Linked DNA regions of Homo sapiens: all the other regions are linked to region 1. Evidence: chromatin loops called from intact Hi-C (ENCODE). Cell type or tissue: endothelial cell of umbilical vein. All regions are shown on one strand.

Region 1 (2,500 bases):
TCTAACACCTCTACTAGTTTGAAATCCCCAAAGTTCTCTTTATAAACCTTCAGTGGGTCTTCCCAAATACCAGATTCAATGTAGACTCTGTGAATGGCATGTAGTCTTCCAATGCCCTACTATCTTCCCAGCTGTATTTCCCTCCACATACCTCCAGATCCAAGTAAACCGCACTACATGCTCATGTCTTCTACTACATGTTCAAGTGCCCTCTTCCTGAAGGCACCCTACTCATCCTTCAGGGTCTTCCCTAGTATCCCCCTCAGAAAAGAAAACTATCTTTTACTTTTCTTTGAGATGGGCTCTCACTCTATCACTCAGGCTGGAGTGCAGTGGTGTGATCTCGGCTCACTGCAACCTCTGCCTCCTAGGCTCAAGGGATCCTCTCACCTCAGCCTCCCAAGTAGAAGAGACCAGAGGGATGCGCCAACACGCCCAGCTGATTTTTTTGTATTTTTGGTAGAGATGGGGTTTTACCATGTTGCCCAGGCTGGTCTCGAACTCCTGGACTCATGCGATCAGCCCACCTCAGCCTCTGAAAGTGCTGGGATTACAGGCATGAGCCACCATGCCTGGCAAAGTATCCTTTTCTGACTCCCCTGTAACTTGACCTCTCACTCCTCTGAACCACATTATTAAAATACCTTTCTAATGGTTCTTACATTCTGCCTTACATTATGGCATTCTTTCCTTTCTCCCTAGTGGTAGATGGTGAGCCCCTTGAAGGCAGGGACAGTGCATTACATATTAGAGATACTCAATATCTGTTGAACTGTGAAGAAAATCATATTTGTATTTTATAGAAAAAAGTGTGAAGGCAGGTGAAGTCATTCTTGGCTCAAGTCTTTAAAAAAGAAGCAGGCCTCCAGTTCACTCAAAATACTGTTACTCACCCTTTTAACACGCAATCAACAGCCAATAAATTACTCAGTCAGTGAATGTAATTCAAAGCTATCACATACAGAAGTGTGAGTCATGCCAGCAGCTGGACAGTTCTCTCCTGCTTCTAGGGAAGAGAACATTCATCTACAAAGACTACACAACAGCCGCAAGAACGAACAAGCTAACCACAGTGTCAGATGTCACAGCTGGACAAACAGCCCAAGCCTGGTCTCTAAGCTATGCAGGTGCCTCATTTCTATGACAGACAGAGGCAGGAGAACAAGGCTGTTAGGGCCTGTGTTCTGAAGCGGCAAAAAGCCAGCCACAGCAAGCCAGCTTCTGAGGGGCTCCAAGCACATTCCCCATGAGGGATGAGGATGAGGAAGGGTGCATCCTCATGTGCACAATATGGATGTGCGATATGTTTTCAATATGTTGCTAGTAAAAGCAGACAAGTGCTAATATGCATATTAGGTAATATGCAACACTTAGGCGATTTTTATTCATGGTTGGTTATTATTTTAGAGAAAAATTCCAAAGATTGTCCACATTCTAAAGTATAAATAATTTTACTTAGAAAAGTATGTTATACTCTACACTGAATTGTAAGTGTTCAAAAAGGAATGAAGCCTATCTCATTTTTTTTAAGTGGGAGAAAGAATCCAGTTTAAAAAATAATTTGGATTCAGTTTAAAAAAGTTTCTGGGATTTATTATATTTGGGCATTTTGAAATATTAAAAAATGACTTTTATCACTAGTATAGGATTTCAAAGAGAGGCTTAGGAGCATTTACTAAAATAGATTTGGGCCTTTTAATTTTACTGGAGACACAATATTTACAGAAATAATACACAAAAACATGCAATGTCCTATTTCTAGGCACTGCTCCAGTTGTGCCAGAGGAAAGAACACGGGACAGAACTGGCTATGCAAGGCATGGAAGAAGGAAAGAAAGGAGACAGGAAGGAAACTGCGGGGTGCAAGGAGGACTCAGAGATGCGAGGTTCCCATGGAAATCAGTGTGTCTGAAATTTTCAAAGGAAATGAAGGCTTTAGCATCATGGAAGGTACTAGTAGAAGCAAGAGGATGTAGACAAGGCAATGTGTGACATTTATGTTTTCCAAAAAGCAACAGAGCCTATCAAAGCTAAATAGTAACTGAAAACATTCGAATGTTGACAACAAGGTAAGGAAGAAAATACCATAGCAGTAAAAACAGCTAATAATACTCAGGTTTCTAACCAACAGGCTAATAAAAGACTTTTTGTAGTCAATTATGTCATTTTAATTCTAATGCTAATCCTGAGAGATTGGTATGGTTAGATCTGTCTTAACGTTTAGGTAACTGAGGGTTAGAGAGGACAAGTAACTGGTCAAAGATCTCACATCTAGTGATGGCATCAAGGTTTGAACCCTGGCTGATTTCATTCACACGTTCATTCATTCTCGACAGATATTTACCAACTGGGTACTACTACTGAGTTCCTACTTGTCAGTTACTAGGCTTACAAATAGGCATAGTTCTTGCTCTTAGGAACTTATCTAATGAGAAAGGCAGCCAATAAACAACTTAATAAACCAATATCTAATTATAAAATTTGATAGATACCATGAAGA
Region 2 (2,500 bases), 270 kb after region 1:
CTGTCCATTATTCATATTTTGAATGAGGAAACAAGGTGTCTTAGTTTCCTGTGGCTGCTGGAACAAATGATCACAAACTTGGTGGCTGGAAATTATTATCTCACAGTTTTGGAGGCCAGAAGTCTGAAATCAAGCTGTCGGCAGGGCTGTGCTTCCTCCAGAAGCTCTAGGGGAGATTACGTTCTTTGCCTCTGGTGGCTGCCAGCATTCCTTGGCTTGTGGTGGCTTATGCAATCTCTGCCTTCCCTGAATGTCTCTTGCAAGGACTCTTTTTTTAAAAAAATGTATAAATTTATGGAGTGCATGTGCAATTTTGTTACATGCGTAGAATGTGTAGTGGTCAAGTCAGGGCTTTTAGGGAATCCATTGCCCAGATGAAGTACATTATACCCATTAACTAATTTCTCATCATCCACCTCCCTCCCACCCATTCACCCTTCTGAGTCTCCATTGTCTATTATTGCACTCTCTATATCCATATGTATACATTTTTTAGCACCTACTTATGAGTGAGAACATGTGATAGTTGACCCTCTGTGCCTGGCTACTTACAAAGACTCTTTTCATTGGATTTATACCTCATCTAGAAAATCTAGGATGATCTCATCTCAGATAAATATTTTTTGGAAAAAAAATTTTTTTCGTATTATCTTTTCATTCCATCTAAAAATATCTTATCTTTTTTTTTCCAGAAAAAGTCACATTCACATGTTCTTGAAATTAGGATTTGACATATCTTTTTGTGGGCTGCCATTCAACCTGCTAGACAATACATAGGTAATTTATAGTGAGTCAGTAGTAAACCTGGGATTCCAACCCCTTGTCTTGGGGCCTCAAGAGCTTGTGAAAGCCCCACACTAATTGTAGACTTCAGCATCTCTTCTGACTTTCAGTCATGAGGACCATTGTCTTATGTATAGACTGGCTGCTGGCTAACATGTCAGGGCCTGTTTTGATAGCAGTCTCAATTCTAGAGGAAATGTGAAGCTGACTCACACAAATAAACAAAGAAGCTTAGCCAGGGACAATAAAGCCAAAAATCACGTTAAGGGCACAGTTCCTCCCTCTAGTTTAGCTCCTTGGCTTTATTCTGGTGTGAGATGTCCCGTGGTGATTGAGTCATGGAGAGAGCAGAGGGAGGGCTCTGAGGAACCTGGGAAGCCTGCTGAGCTGCATTTGGGACCTGCCTGGGCAGAAGGGCAGTGAGCTTGTGGAAACATTTGGCTAAAATATTATTCATGCAGAAAGAAATTGAAGAAGGCATAAGTAGATGGAAAGATGTCTGTGTTCTTGGATCAAAAGACTTAATATTGTTAAGATGTTTGGCCGGGTGCGGTGGTTCATGCCTGTAATTCTAGTACTTTGGGAGGCCGAGGCAGGCAGATCACCTGAGGTCAGGAGTTCAAGACCAGTCTGACCAACATGGAGAAACCCCGTCTCTACTAAAAATACAAAATTAGCCAGGGTGGTGGCGCATGCCTGTAATCCCAGCTACTTGGGTGGCTGAGGCAGGAGAATCGCTTGAACCTGGGAGGCAGAGGTTGCGGTGAGCTATCACACTGCACTCCAGCCTGGGCAACAAGAGCGAAACTCCATCTAAAAAAAAAAAAAAAAAAAAAAAAGACGTTCATACTACTCAAAGCATTCTATAGATTTAATGCAAGTCCTATCAATATCTCAATGTTTTTTTAAGAAATATAAAAATTTATCCTTAAATTCCTATGGAATCTCAAGGGACCCAAAATAGCCAAAACAATCTTGAAAAGGAAGAACAAAGTCGAAAGGTTCACACTTCATGATTTCTAAGCTTACTATAGTGCTACAGTAATTAAAGCAGTATGGTACTTGCATAAAGACAGACATATAGACCAATAGAAACAGGCAAAAGATGTTTTAGACATCTCTCCAAAGAAGAAATACAAATGTTCAATAAATACATGAAAAGGTGTTTAACATCATTAGTCATTAGGGAAATGCAAATTAACACCACAGTGACATATCACTTCACATTCATTAGGATGGCTGTTAAAAAAACCCAGCAACAGTGGAAAACTACAAGTGTTGGCAAGTATGTGGAGAAATTGGAACCCTCGTGCACTGTTGGTAGGAATGCCAAATGGGGTAGCTGCTATGGAAGAAAAGTTTAACGTTTCCTCAAAAAAGTTAAACCCAGAATTACCATATGATGCAGCAATTCCACTACTAGGTGTATACCCAAAAGAATTGATAGCAAGGGCTTGAACAGATATTTATATGCCTATGTACACAGCAGCATTATTAAGCATAGCCTAAAGGTGGAAACAACCCAAGTGTCCATTGACAGATGGATGCATAAAGAAAATGTGGTATATACATTCAATGGAGTATTATTCAGCCTTAAAAAGAAACCAAGTTCTGATACATACAACGACATGGATGTTGTATGAAGACATTATGCTAAGCGAAATAAGCCAGTCTCTAAAGGAAATATATTGTGTGATTCTACTTATGTGAGGTACCT
Region 3 (2,500 bases), 190 kb after region 1:
ATAACATCTCCTATCCGACGTTTTACTTTCTGAGCTCAGAACCTGATAGATATGGGTTAGACAGACACTTGCATATTTGCTGTTTTTCTTTTTCTTTCCTCTCTCTTTCCAACAGCCTAAGGTAGAGTTACTCATGTTACAATTTGGTTCATTGGTTGATGGATATCAAGATGAGATTGTTATACACCTTAGAGTGATTAACATCATTCAGACAGCCTGGATTCCAGTTGGTGTGAGAATCGATGTCTTGTTTTCTGTTTGGGAGGGGGTTATTCACTATATAAGGGTCATTGTGTTTTGTTAGGTGTGAACATTTTTTGGAAGTTTAATTAGGGGAAGAAGAATGTAGGCAAAGTTGGGCAGACATAGAGGTGAACTAGGAAAGATGTTTGTCCTGAGTTTTGGCTTTCCAGTGTTCGAATCTCTTTCTTATATGGAGGAAAACATGCACTTTGTAAATCTCCATGGGACACTGCATCCTGCCTTACACTAAAGAAGATGCAAAGGATCAGCTACTACCTTTTCTCTGTTCCCCTGGCAGCTATGCTACAGGCATTGTGGCTGAGGCTTGGCCAATCAGGTGCTCCCAGTATTGAATGAGAATCTTAAGTGAGATAAACAAGAGGCAGCGATCTTTTAGAATTCACTTCATAATGATGACACAGAGGGGATGGGAACAGCATCCAGTGTCCAGTGGCAGCAGAGTCTGACAGTGTGTGGGAGCAGCAATTCATACAGTGACACCCTCACCAGGCAGTTTCTGTGGCATAGCCTTGCTCATGGCTCAGCGCGCTCTACCTCCCTTAATTCCCACCCATTTTCTCAGCTGCTACTGTTGATTCTACGAGCTTTCTAATATCCTTCCAATAAATTCCTCCTCTGCTGATGTTTTCCAGTGTAATTCTTGCAACCAAGAGCACTGATTGCTAAAGGTATAAATTATCACCCCATTTTCAGCTGACAATTTGGGTCATTGAAAGGCTATATTAGAGGGCCAATAGTCATACAGTAAATGAGGTGAAATTCGAACCCAGATCCGCTTGATGCCAAGCTTGTATTCTAAACCACTACTCTGTTAAGTGCCATTAGTTAAAAATAGAAAATACTACAAAGACTAGCCTCCTATGGTTTTTAGAGAATTATTTCTTAGCTTAAGGATACAAGGAATTTACATGGTAGGTTATCACCAACTGTTGAGGCTACTGCTAGGAAAAACCACGTCATGCTGATGAGCTCAGGGAGATGCCTGTGCCATCACTTTCAGCACAAAACCACTGCAGAAGTGTTTGCCAGTCATGGGTCTGTCATTGTTTTTATGGAGTCTAGACAGGGTGTTGCTTCCTACCTCTTTTCTGCTGGCTGGTGACATTCCCTTTTTCATGCTTCCTGCCTTTGTCCCCACCTCCTCTAAAATGAGCTTCCCTTGTTGATTCAACACAGACTTTTCCTTCTCTAGGAGAAACCTCAGATAATTATTCCTGCCCCCCTCCAAAAATATAATCCTGCTCTTTAAGGAGGGATTTTTTTTTTCATTTCTTTGGATTGGAAAAATGCTCCTTTGGTTCATGGTAGAGCCTGACTTTTGAAAGCCTTCTGAGAGGATGTCTCCTGGTTAACCCTGGGGAGATGTTTCACTATCTGGCAGCCCTTCTCATCACGGACATTCAGTTTAAATCTCTCTGTCCTTAATTTTACCCCAATTTAGTCCTTCTATTCAGCTCAGTAATGACTCTGACTGTTGTTTACTCTATGGACACTTTCCAATGACAATCATGTCTCCTCTCGGTCGTTACTCAGCAGAGCTGGGCATTTGAGAATCTTTTAATAATTTCTTTGTGTATGTCAGTCTCTTTGCCCTCTGAGTCATGTTTGTGCTCTCCTCTTAACTTCCTTCAGTTTGAGCCCAATTGGAAATATGATTAGCATATAGATTTTTCCTGCTTCTGGCAAGGATTTTTACACTTAGTTGAAAAAAGAAGCTATACATTTTGTAGAAAACTCAAGGTCTGACCCACCAAACTCCATTATTGCCTTCCTGGACCAATATCCTTCTTCAATAGCCATTTTACACAAAGTTTGTTTCTGGTAATGAGAAGTTAATTGCCAGGCTTTGATACATTTGGATGGGGTTTGTATTTTGTTATCTTTTGTACTTCAGGCAACGTTACTTATCTTAAAATTGATTGTAGAATGCCTTAAATGTATCTGCAGTGGCTTATTGTTCTTTTAATAATAATTAAAGTGTTCTTTAATAATCACTCTTTTGTAATAGGTATCTCTCTTGTCACAGATAGCTTCTGTGATCCGGAAACTCCTATCTCCTCTGGGAGCTAACGTTAATTTTTGCAGCTGTCTTGTTATCCAGCAGTATTCTTTGTTTTGCTTTAACACAGCCACCCAGGAGTATTTATTAAGCACTGCACAGTTTAACTGCCTATAAAGATTAGGCCCAGGCTATTTACTTACTGGGTTGGTTAAAATTGGCAATTGGGATAATAGT

Evidence for each region. Hi-C counts contacts between places; a loop is a spot of excess contacts. Peaks named below come from ENCODE experiments on the same cell type or tissue, not always from the same donor. Only the 100,000 strongest peaks of a DNase experiment are listed, where the experiment ranks them.
Region 2: a loop joins it to region 1, with 5 times the contacts of the local background. A loop is called at or near these places in 1 of 110 quality-filtered maps.
Region 3: it touches region 1 in a loop (5-fold over the local background); 1 of 110 quality-filtered maps calls a loop at or near these places.

What each region holds. Positions count from the first base shown.
Region 1 is chr4:173,250,996-173,253,495 of GRCh38, reverse strand. All of the region lies in intron 2 of GALNT7 (polypeptide N-acetylgalactosaminyltransferase 7), which reads right to left. Among named protein-coding and RNA genes, the nearest start is that of MIR548T, 16 kb to the left of the region's middle. In endothelial cell of umbilical vein, no CTCF peak of the experiment used is centred here; a DNase peak (open chromatin) is centred at 995; H3K27ac peaks cover 1,900 bases.
Region 2 is chr4:172,980,919-172,983,418 of GRCh38, reverse strand. The region is part of intron 10 of GALNTL6 (polypeptide N-acetylgalactosaminyltransferase like 6); the gene reads right to left. Among named protein-coding and RNA genes, the nearest start is that of GALNT7, 190 kb to the left of the region's middle. RefSeq lists an enhancer at 807-1,066. In endothelial cell of umbilical vein, no CTCF peak of the experiment used is centred here; a DNase peak (open chromatin) is centred at 1,068; H3K27ac peaks cover 1,467 bases.
Region 3 is chr4:173,056,889-173,059,388 of GRCh38, reverse strand. No RefSeq gene overlaps it. Among named protein-coding and RNA genes, the nearest start is that of GALNT7, 110 kb to the left of the region's middle. In endothelial cell of umbilical vein, no CTCF peak of the experiment used is centred here; DNase peaks (open chromatin) are centred at 1,328 and 1,758; H3K27ac peaks cover 1,893 bases.